4 separate regions of the Homo sapiens genome follow, and regions 2, 3 and 4 are each linked to region 1. The links are chromatin contacts, found by Hi-C or POLR2A ChIA-PET in ENCODE. All regions are on one chromosome and are shown on one strand. The core of a region is the stretch at or near the end of the contact, and the rest is flanking DNA. Distances in the headings are between cores, read along the strand shown.

What was found. A loop is a pair of places that touch in the nucleus more often than their neighbours do. ChIA-PET counts read pairs that join two places held with the same protein, here RNA polymerase II (POLR2A). Pooled maps may share reads with other maps.
Region 2: a loop to region 1 is called in a map of CD8-positive, alpha-beta T cell, with 9 times the contacts of the local background. The contact joins the promoter of CSRP1-AS1 here to the promoter of PPP1R12B in region 1. A Hi-C loop is called at or near these places in 1 of 168 maps with a recorded cell type or tissue (CD8-positive, alpha-beta T cell) and 8 of 50 pooled maps. POLR2A ChIA-PET finds 5 or more read pairs at or near these places in 1 of 52 experiments (CD4-positive, alpha-beta T cell).
Region 3: a loop to region 1 is called in a map with no recorded cell type, with 9 times the contacts of the local background. The contact joins the promoter of LINC01353 here to the promoter of PPP1R12B in region 1. A Hi-C loop is called at or near these places in 1 of 37 single-sample maps with no recorded cell type and 8 of 50 pooled maps. POLR2A ChIA-PET finds 5 or more read pairs at or near these places in 1 of 52 experiments (activated CD4-positive, alpha-beta T cell).
Region 4: a map of CD8-positive, alpha-beta T cell shows a loop between it and region 1 (31-fold over the local background). The contact joins the promoter of RABIF here to the promoter of PPP1R12B in region 1. A Hi-C loop is called at or near these places in 7 of 168 maps with a recorded cell type or tissue (CD14-positive monocyte, CD4-positive, alpha-beta T cell, CD4-positive, alpha-beta memory T cell and 2 more), 10 of 37 single-sample maps with no recorded cell type and 18 of 50 pooled maps. POLR2A ChIA-PET finds 5 or more read pairs at or near these places in 5 of 52 experiments (B cell, CD8-positive, alpha-beta T cell, GM12878 and 2 more).

Annotation. Positions count from the first base shown.
Region 1 is chr1:202,347,333-202,350,032 of GRCh38, forward strand. PPP1R12B (protein phosphatase 1 regulatory subunit 12B) reads left to right here and starts at 1,367. Exons shown (of 24, transcript NM_002481.4): 1 at 1,367-1,810. The coding sequence starts at 1,520. RefSeq lists enhancers at 1,114-1,654, 1,326-1,635.
Region 2 is chr1:201,505,850-201,508,549 of GRCh38, forward strand. CSRP1-AS1 (CSRP1 antisense RNA 1) reads left to right here and starts at 1,364. Exons shown (of 2, transcript NR_160747.1): 1 at 1,364-1,570. It overlaps CSRP1 (cysteine and glycine rich protein 1), which reads right to left and starts at 1,274. Exons shown (of 6, transcript NM_004078.3): 1 at 1,221-1,274. RefSeq lists a silencer at 976-1,605.
Region 3 is chr1:203,285,707-203,288,406 of GRCh38, forward strand. LINC01353 (long intergenic non-protein coding RNA 1353) reads left to right here and starts at 1,446. Exons shown (of 3, transcript NR_117097.1): 1 at 1,446-1,605; 2 at 2,283-2,600. RefSeq lists an enhancer at 1,252-2,451.
Region 4 is chr1:202,887,778-202,890,477 of GRCh38, forward strand. RABIF (RAB interacting factor) reads right to left here and starts at 1,372. Exons shown (of 2, transcript NM_002871.5): 1 at 1,196-1,372. The coding sequence starts at 1,321. RefSeq lists a silencer at 778-1,067 and an enhancer at 1,138-1,407.

The sequences.
Region 1 (2,700 bases), core at 117-2,616:
AGGCTACAGTGATCCACGACCATGCCACTGCCCTCCAGCCTGGGTGACAGAGCGAGACCCTGTCTCAAACAAAACAAAACAAAACAAAACAATCGGACAGATACATGTTTTATAACCCAGTCTTGGTGAATATAAAAATGTTCTATTTGCTACCTTAGGAATTTAGTATGATTTAGTATGCTTGATAGTATCTTTCTCTAGCTTTGAAAAAAAAAATCATGGGACAGGTACAGTGGCTCAGGGCTGTAATACCAACACTTTGGGAGGCTGAGGCAGGAGGATCGCTTGTGTCTAAGAGTTCCAGACCAGCCTGGGCAACATGGTGAGACCTTGTCTCTACAAAAAAATAAAAAAATAGTGGGTGTGGTGGTGGGCACCTGTAGTCCTAGCTACTGGGGAGACTGAGGTGGGAGGATCGCTTGAGCCCAGGAGGTTGAGTCTGCAGTGAGCCGTGATTGCGCCATTGCACTCAGCCTGGGTGACAGAGTGAGACTCTGTCTCAAAAGAAAAGAAATAAAAATCATGGAAGACATCTATTCTGTCTTGTAAAAATTTAAGGTATATGAAAAGAGTAGAGGAGGAGGAGGAGGGAGAAGGAAGAGAAATTATTTATTGGGATCCAATATGTGCCAAAGATAGTATTAGGCATCCTTGCATGTATTATTTCATTTGATCCACATGACTACCCTGTGAGATGTTATTCCCATTTTACACATAAGAAAACTGGCTAAGAGAAGTCAAGTAATTTGTCTGCGGCTGTGAATTCAATTTAAATTCACAGCTTAAACTCTTTTCACTACATCTGAATGCATCATTTTCAAGATCTTTTCTGGGCCTGGAGTAAGTTGACAGTATTTATGTAAAACATGTAATACTGTATCTGTATGTATGCTCCTCTTCCCCACGCTCATTCACATTTACCGTGATTAATACACATGTTAATAAAACCCTAGACTTAGAACTAGGATATAGAATCCAGTCGTTTAGGTACTTAATGTTTAGTTCTCTCCTCCAGAAAACAGGAATAATTACCGCCTTTTTTCCACTCCAAAGAATTGATGTGATAATTAGGGAGATAAGATTAGTTACTAGTCATAACAAGAATAAACTACAACTCCCAAAATGCCCAGAGGAAGAGGCTGACGCCAGTCCAGGAGACAGTTCCAGCTTTAGGGCAAAGGTGACCCCACTGGGTCCCGTGGCGAAAGAGAGAGCCGCCGGTCCTCGCCTTTTTTCTGATGCATCCAGGGATTTGTAGTTCCCTTACGGCCACCAAGTGCACTTAGGGCAGGCCTCTTACTACGAGTCCCGTGATGACCCGAGGCCGGGCAGCGCCTGCGTATTGAAGCCGAGGGAGCGTGCGGGCGGTACTACTGGCGGGAGGAGTAAAGATGGCGGCGCGAGGGTCTCCGCCCTCTGCTCCGGGCTGAAGCGCTCTGAGAGAGGCGGCAGCGGCAACTCGAGCCCCAACAGTAATTTAGTGTTGGTAGTTTTGGCAGCAGCTGCCGAGGCCGGAGCAATGGCGGAACTGGAGCACCTAGGAGGGAAGCGGGCAGAGTCGGCGCGAATGCGGCGGGCAGAGCAGCTTCGGCGCTGGCGGGGCTCGCTGACAGAGCAGGAGCCTGCGGAGCGACGAGGCGCGGGGCGGCAGCCGCTGACCAGGCGCGGGAGCCCCAGGGTCCGCTTCGAGGACGGTGCTGTCTTTCTGGCCGCCTGCTCTAGCGGGGACACCGACGAGGTGAGAAAGCTTCTGGCAAGAGGTGCTGATATCAACACGGTCAACGTGGACGGCTTGACAGCCCTGCACCAGGTAACTCCTTTCTTGGTCTTAGAGGCGTCCAGTCTCCTACAGATGAGCCTTTGACCCTGCGAGCCACCCCATGGGGAGTATCAGTGTTGCCGCCGACTCCTTCTGCATGGACACTGCCCTTTTGGGCTAATCGGTTTCATTCTTGGCCAGCTTCCTCCACTAATCAAGTCTTTTTCTGACCCCAGGGTCTTAGGAATAGCGTCACCCCGCTGCTTGGTCAGTGTTTGTATTTCCCTCCACCTACTTGTGTTGTCATGGTTACTGGTGATTTTTGTCCCTGGTCTTATCCCTGTAGATTAGTTATCTTCACTTATGTCTGGTTGGCGTGCCTGCACACCGCGTCACTCATAGGCACAGTGTCATTTGTTTGATGCCCTTTCAGAAAATTCAGTTGTTGTGTGTCCCCGTTATAGAATATCTTATATCACTTAAAGAGTAAAGCCCTTTACTGGGTAAAGACAAGCAGGTCTGAAACCACACCTCTTGTTTTGTTGATTTGTAGTACTTCAAAACAGTTTGTGTTGCCTCTAGGCTACAGCTCCTAGAACACGCTGGACCTCGTTGTTTTAGGTATCTTAACTTCCTTCTCAGCAGTGCTACCTCCCTGAGAGCTTCCTATGGAGAACTAAGTTACTGAATTACCTCTGTTTGATACTTATGGAATAGCTTTTCTATTTTTCTATTTTTTTTTCTAAAGTGCTCTATAGAAATCCCATGCCCCATGTATAGCTATACTATATGGATTGTGGATAATCTGTGCTTGGTAACGACACCTTTACTTCTGTCACCTAATGCAGCAATATTCTCTGTCTACTGACTGCCATGACTAACTACCCCTCTCTCCTCAAATGGAACTTCATCAGTTATTTTGGTGAGCTGAGAGCCGGACA
Region 2 (2,700 bases), core at 114-2,613, 840 kb before region 1:
CACCTGGGGAAAATCCCCAACATGCAGTCTGAGAGGACAGAGGGAGACAACCAGCACCTCCAGCCTCCTTAGCTTCTGGGAGGAAGGCAAGGGATGAGGGGAGGACAAGAAAGACAGTAACTGAGAGATCACTCCTGTGTTGGAGGTTCTGTGTAATATGCTCCCCAAGTAGCATCCCTGAAAGAAACTGAGACATTGAGAAGTTAAATAGTTTGTCCAAGGAAACCTGCGCGTTAAGTGGCAAATCCAAGAGTCAAAACTCTGCCTTCCAAACAATCCCACCAAGACTCCAAGCCACCTCTTCATGATATACTGATATACTTTCTACCAGGGCCCAGTGGATTTCCTCGGTGCCACTGTGATAGTATCCCAGCGTGGGGAGAGCCTGCCCATTCATTCACTCTCAGGGAGCAGCTGGTGGGTGGCTGGAGCCCAGGGCTCTAGGCAGAGCCTGAGCCCACTATTGCTCCAGCCGATTCCTGGGTCCTGGTTAGTTCACAACAGCACCAGAACCAGAAGCATGCAAAATATTCTCTAGTCTGTACCAGTAGATACAATACCTGCCTCAGAGGGCTGATTGTTAGCTAACACATTGTGATTTGCTTTAAATGTGCTCAATACCAGCCCCTTTATCACTTCCCAGCTTTCAAGGACTGAGGCCACAAAACACTGACTGCAGGCTCTTTCAGGTTTCAGTAACCATCACCACCTAGCACCAAGATTTGGAGTGGAGAGGTTTCCATGCAGTTATTTCACAAGAGGGAAAACTCACACCTGCGCTCAGGGACACAGATGTCCAAGGTCAGGCCCAGATGTTTGCCCCACCCCGCCCGCGGGCATTTTCTCCCCAGCAGGAGGGTGAGGGAGGGGGTGGCACGGATGCCCTCATCTCTCTGCCATACAATGAGCGTCAGTGGCGCGCAGAATCGCCGATTGTTCTGCCCGACTTGCAGGCGGTTGCGGGGAGCCGGGTCGCCCTGGGTCACGCACACGCGGAAGTCAACTGTGTCCAGGAAGCCCAGGAAGGCCCGGGATGGGGACGGACCTAGTGCCTCCAGAAAAGAGCAGCACTGCCCGGGCTAACTGCGGTCACTTCTCACAGTTCCCCGCCTGCGACAGCCCCGGGGCTGCGGCGGGGCTGGCAAGACCGGGAGGCGCTGAGTGCGTGCCCAGGCGCCCCTCCGCGGCGGGCAGAGCCGCGCGACTCAGGGCGCACTCACCTGGCAGCTGGCTCGGCGGCGCAGGGGCGGCAGGCGCTCTCGGAAGTGGCGGCTGGGTGCGCCCGGCCTGCGCGCCGTTTTGTTCCGCTCCGCGGAAGGCGTGTCCCGGGCCACGCCAACCAGTGGGCTTTGCACACTGCACCACTCCAGGGCTGATGTCATGGCGCGAAGCCCGGCGGTGCTGCCCTCCTAGGCCCCGGGAAGGCCGGCCGGCAGGGGCGGGGGCAGGAGTCGCCGACTCTGGGGGTGCTCCGAGCTCGTGCTGCGGTCCCACTGTGCGCCCTGTCGCCGCCACCGCGGAAAACGTCTTGCACGTGCGAGGGGCATTTCAGGAGTTTCCTGTCTGTCAGGTGAGAAGGCGGAGATATGACCTTAGAGGTCAGACCCATGATAAACTTGAGCCCCTAACGAAAGGGTGTCTCGAATTTACTTGTCCTGGTGGCAGAGGGTGAGGGACACATTTTGGGCGCCAGGGTAAGACAGACCCTTCCAGGGCAGGTCTGATTCTGCCCATCCACTCACTAGCTGGGCCCTGGGCCTAGACAGCCCTTCTGGGTTCAGGGTCATCTGTGAACGGCGTGTAATCTACAGGGATGTGAGGGGCTAAAAGGAGATCCGGTAGGACCCGCAGACCTTCAGCAGCACCCGGCATGTAATAGACACTCAATAAATGTAACTCCCCCCTCCAACAGCTCTTGCCCCTCAGTTTTTCCCAGTCTTCCCTGCTACCCTAAGGACAACACCTGGAAAAAGGTGTTCTCCCGCAAAAGCAGCAGTTCTGAAAAGTGGGTGCCTCCATAGAGGCTTTTCTCTGGGGCTCCAACCTTCAGTAGGACAGACACAGGCTCAGGCCACTCAAGCTGCCCCTGGGGCAGTTTCCAGGGGACATTCTGTCCACACCTCCTCACCCAGTCCCCAGCCCTTCCTGAGTGCCCCGTGCAGGCATTTCAGGGAGCAGAGAAGCTCACAGCCTCCAGCTGGTCACCCTACACCCCAGGTGGCCCATAGATGCAGCTGCTATGTCTTCCACCCTGGGCAGGTGTCAAGGGTTCAGGCCCCAACCGGCTTCACTTAAAGCCCTGGTTTGCTGAATCAACTTTTTGCCAGGAATAAAGTTAAGCATCTTATGATCTAGAAAATGAAGTATTTGGCCAGGCACTGTGGCTCACGCCTGTAATCCCAACACTTTGGGAGGCCGAGGCAGGCAGATTGCTTAAACCCAGGAGTTCGAGACCTGGTGAAACCCTGTTTCTACAAAAAAATTAAAAAAATTAGCCAGGCGTGGTGGTGTGTGCCTGTAATCCAAGCTACTCGAGAGGCTGAGGTGGAAGGATCACTTGAACTCAGGAGGCAGAGGTTGCAGTGAGCCAAGATTGCACCACTGCACTCCAGCCTGGGCGACAGAGCAAGAGTGTTTCTCAAAAAAAAAAGTGTTTATCTAGGTTTTTCTTGCTTTCTACCATAAGTAACATCTTTCCTT
Region 3 (2,700 bases), core at 196-2,695, 940 kb after region 1:
TTCTTTCTTATAATAACAATACTGAGCCCTAAGTGTTTTGCACATAGTAACTCATTAATCAAAAACAATCCAATGTGATAGATATCATTGTAATTTCTACTTTATGGATGAGGCAACTGAAGCACAGCGAATATTAGGTAACTGTTAAAGATAAGATTTGAACCCAAGCGGTCTGGCACAGCAGCCGGAACCTCCGACCACCCATCACACAGTTCCGCCTCTATTAGAAGAAGACCACTCTGGTGAGCTTCCTGGGGGAGGAGAAACTCTTGTTACAATAATCAATAATCAATCAAATTTCCAAGGAGATTTCTCTGGACCTTTGGAGGGAGATTCAAAAGCCCTTCTCCATCCCACTTCTAGGTCTGCTTGCTAAGTCAGGAATAAAGCTACCCTGGATCTTCTGGAACTTTCTGTTCTCTGAGGCAGGAGGGCATTTCTTTGGCCAGGACCTCCCAGCTCAGAGGCTCATTGGCCCCAGAAACATGGGTGGCCCACTGGAGGTGGGCTGTGCCAGTTGGCTTTCAGACGGGAAGCTGCTGGGCACGCTTGTTCTCCACCACACCTCTGCAAGGTGAACCTGGGACTGGGAGGGACAGCCTGCTGAGGACTGAGAGCGTGGGACACTTATGACTGTCACACTCCTTCTCTGCAAATCTTCCTCTAAAAGGCTTCCCAGGGCTTGGCTCTGCTTGGTTCTCTGAGCTCCTCCTGCAGGCAGCTGCCTTTCAGTTCACTATTGTATCCCAGTGAATCCAAAATTAGCTTGATTCACAACAGAAAATGAGCACAAAACCCCTCTATAGCCAGAGAGTGATTGTCTACAAAGTCCTATGTGGTAGAAATAAGGCTTTGCCCCAAGGAGCCATCTGGCTGTGTGCCCTCTCCCACACGCACACTTCCATTTGGCACACTTATTGTTATCCTGTGCTGTGAGGGAACAGAGGTACTGGCCACGGATCCATTGCAGAGGAGCCAGCTTATACTCCCACGGTGCTAGGAAGGAGGCGGGACAGGTAAGACAAGCACACAAACCATGGAAAAAACTGGAGGAAACTTTCCACACCTCTTAAGCAACTGGTGCATTTCCCTGTGGTGTAGGTTGAGTAAGTAAGCCCGAGGAGAGAGGATGGGGTGGACTCAGATGCCCAGGGAGGCAAGTCTTGGTTTGGGGTTTTCAGGAAGGCAGGGCCACTTGTAGAGATTGCAGCTGGTGGTGAACTGGGGTCTGTGGAGGTGGCAGGCAGAAATAGCAACTCGTGTGTCCATGGTGGCACCGTTTTCAATGCGCCTTCATAACCATATCTCGTTTGATCCTGACAGTCCCTCTATAAGCAGTTTGCCACTGTCATTTTTCAGATGAAAACATCGAGGCTTAGAGGGGTTTCTGAGTAGCTGAGAAGTCAGGACTTCACACTCCCGATCTTTCCCCTGGCCTCCAGTTTGCCTGGCAAAGTCACAGGAAGTATCTCCATGGCACCGCATCAGCCCTCACAGAGCAGGAAACCTTGATTTCTACAGAGGCTGTTTCCTCCCAGCCTTGTGCAAGGCCCACTGCAGAGACAAAATTATGGTGGCCAAAGTGTGAATGCCAAGGCCACACTGGTAAGAGCCAGTGGCTGGGCAGCTGCAGTCACCCCACCGAAGGTAGACGGGTGTGGCTCAGTGGCAGGCAGAGGCTGGTCCCCACAGGGAGGAGGAGGGAGCCTGTGGGCGGCCCAGGGGCTGCCCCTCTGTCCCCAGGGGAGTGGGTGGAGGCCTGAGGGGGACTGTGCTGAGATGTTTGGTCATCAGAGGTCTGGGTGGGGGGTTGGGGAGGTAAAGCAAGAGTCTCTTATTTTTAAACCAATCAATGAGAGGACAGCTGTTCTTTGTTTCCATGAGCTCAGCAGAAGAGGAAATGGTTTGCCTGTGCGGTGGGGGAGGAGGAGAGGGTAGGGTTTTAGGTTAGTGCCCTGGCTGTGATGAAGTGGAACTTGTTACCCAAGGACTTCCCTTTTAGGCAGAATGTCTGCTTTCCTACCAGGAAGAGTGGCTTGGCCCTCTGCTGAGGCTCTCAGAGGTTCTCCCAGCCTTGGGATCGCTGAGTAAAACCAGTCAGCACCATGTCACCCTATGGAGACTGGTATTACCTTGCGCCTGTGTGTGGTGACAGCGGGCATCCTTTGGCCTGCATAGCAAAGGGCCACTCCCCTCCTTTCCTCCTGTCTCCCTTCTTCCCCAACCCCTCTCTCTTGGAGGACAGAGTCTGCTCCCCTAAATTCTACTGGGTTCTTTTTCAGGCCTCCATCCCTGGGATTTGCTGGTAGAAGAAAGGGAATCAGCGCTGACTGAGCTCCTACTATGTGCCCTTCCTGGGCCTGGCACTGGAATCACAGGATGAATGAATAAGGCATATTTCCTGCCCTGAGGAGGCGTCTATAGGGGAAGTCGGAATTAAGGCACCTCCAGAATTCTGAGGTCAAGGGAATGTCAACAGAGCTGTGAACAAAATGCCCAAAGCCATGAAAATCTACAGAGAGAGACTCGAAGGGGAGGAATGGGGTAGGAGCTGGTGCCGAGGATGAGAGGGGAGAATTCACCTGGTGGAGAACTGATAGGTGGGGGCTGTTTTCAAAGTATTTTCACAAACGTTTATTCTCTTGACTCTCACAATAAACGAAGCCAGCCAGAAAGTATTCTCCCCATTTCAGTGATAAG
Region 4 (2,700 bases), core at 122-2,621, 540 kb after region 1:
ACAGGCATGAGCCACCGCGCCCAGCCTAACTGTTTTAATGTTAATGAATGATAGTCAGGACTCAATTCCATGTATGTTTCAATTCCAAGATCCATGTTCTTTCCACTGACTCCATAATGCCACTAACTTCGTAAAATTAATTGAGAACTCTACTCCTAAACCTTGAAGTCTTAAAAGAACCCCGGGACCTCCACCAATCTCTAGATCAAAAGTCATCAAAATACCTACAAAACAACAGACACAGATTCCCTTTTTTCCTCCTTTGATGAAAGGCTGTTTTGGACGAATGGGTACCTCTTGCTCTTCTACTAGACATTACACTTCACCATCTGTTCAAGCACGTGAAATAATAAAATGATCTGCATATTTTTAGAAATAATTTTGAATGATAGGATGTGTCTATGGTTGAAATGACATTATATTTGCACTTCAACACAGTTTACCGAAATAAATTTTTTTTTCAACTTTCTCACTTGCGATGATGGTGGTAGGAAGGGTATTAAAATCCCTAAACTGAAGGGAAAAAAAAAGTTTTTCTTCGAAATTTACTTCCAGGACGTCAGGGATCTACTGCACTTGAAATATGATTCATCTGGAAAACCACAGGCTTCCAGTGCCTCGGTAAAGTGGGTAGGTTACCAGGGTTATTTTGCCGCGTCCCCAACACCAGTTGTTCCTGGGGATCCTCTGTGGAGCAGATAGGTGCCCGTCATAAATGAGACGGTGAATTCAGGACTGGCGGGTGAGGTCTAAAGTGGGAAAGGAACCCAGCAACACCCGCGGTGAGCGGCGGCCGAGAGGCACCTGCCGGGTCCTGCAAGCTGGCGGGAGCTCCGAGAGCCGGAATGGGGCGCCTCCCTTCCACGCGCCCGCGGAGCACCGGCCTTGGACGGCGGCGGGGCGCACGGCCCGCGCTCGAAGCCCCCCCGGGGGCAGAGGGCCGGGCTGGCTGGGCCGGGTGGCCCAGGGAAGGGTTCCCGCGGCAAAAGATGCCGGGGCGGGACCCGGTTCCCTCCCTAGCCTTCAGCGGCCCCAGGGGCGGAGCCTCGCCGAGCTGAGGCCCGAGGGGCGGGGCTTAAGGCCGCGCGAGGAGGGCGCGGTTGCCGGAAATTGAAGAGCCGGGGTTCAGATTCTGACTGCGGCGGCTCGTCGGGGGAGACTGTGGGTGTAAACGGCCTCCAACCTGCCTCCCTACCTGTCGGCGAGAGAAGAGAGCGGTCCCTGGCTGCAGCACCCGGGAGCCGCAACGCTGGCACAGCACCGCCTTCCGGTTTCGGCCCTCGGCTGACACTAACTCGCTCGGCTGCTCCGCTGGTTCCATCGCCGCTGCCGCCACAGGCTCCTCAGCCACGGCTGCGCAGACGCTGTCTCTGCTGGCTCGTTATTCACTGCGCTGGCGCGGCTTGGCAGAGGCGGGGCGGCGAGCGGACGGTCACTATGTCTCTGCGCAGGCGCCCGCTTCCCCGCTCTGGACTCTACTGCGCAAGCGCCTTCATTCATTGCCTAACCTAAGTGGCTAGGTGTCGGCAGGCTTTGTGACAGGGACACTTCTTGGCACCAGTGACACATCTCCATACCCACCTGGCCACTGGGCTTCACTTAAAACCTAGACAAATCATTAGGTTGACCTTACTGTTTAGTTTTCTGGGATCTGAATTTAGTCTCCTGAATAAATGGGGACATTATTGGGGGCAATATGAAGGGAATCTGGGTCGGACTTCCCATCAAGTTTTAGCCACATTAGCTTCTTCTATAGGAAACTACTTAGAGGGGCATGTATCTTTTCGGTATTGGAAAAAGATGCGTGGAAACTTTAATTGCTGGTCTCTTCTACTCATTGTGACCATTTACTATGCGGCAAAATGTGTCAAAGCGCCTTTAGAAACTTACTAAATCATCAGTTTCCTTACGGGGTCGGCACGCTTGTGCACAAAATGAGAAAGGTAAAGATCAGAAAGGTTGCAGCACAACTCTAAAGCCACTGCTCTTAATTAACTAGGATTGTCAGGAAAGCAAGATTATTTCAGACAGAACAGTATTATATATGAACAAGGGTGAGAACAAATTTAGGAATGGTTAGTAGACCACTGTGGCTGACCCACATTACACGTGGGGAGAAGTGGTAGTAGAGGTAGGTAAGGCAGAGTGGGCCCAGAGCTCCATGGCTTTAATGTCATGCTAAGGAATTTAACATTAATAACATGAACAATGGGAATCTGTGGAATTTTAGGCCAGAAATAACTGTTCGATATTTACTGTCTGCTGTATGTTAAGCACTGTAATGATCCTATCTGTGCTTCAGAAAGATAACCTATGAATAAATAGAGGGGCTAGATTGAAGAGAGGAAAAAGAGTAGAGGTAAGGTATCAGGTAGCTATTACCTCATCAGTCTAGCTCAGAAAGGCCCTGAAGCTAGCAGAGGGAACAAAGATATGGGAATGGACTTGAAACAATTAAAATTGTACAGAACTTAGAAACTAGCTGGATGTCTGTATTGTGATGGGGGTGACACAAAGCAACTGCTGGTTTTCCCAGGTTAGATAACTAAGTAGCTGGTTGCCAGTTATGGGAGCTTAAAAAAATAAGATGAACCACCAAATTAGGGGTATCTCTGTGTATGTATGTGAGCACATGAAAGTGTGTACGATTGTGAAGAGTGAAAAAGGAGCTGTTTTACGTGTTGATTTTTCTGTAGAACA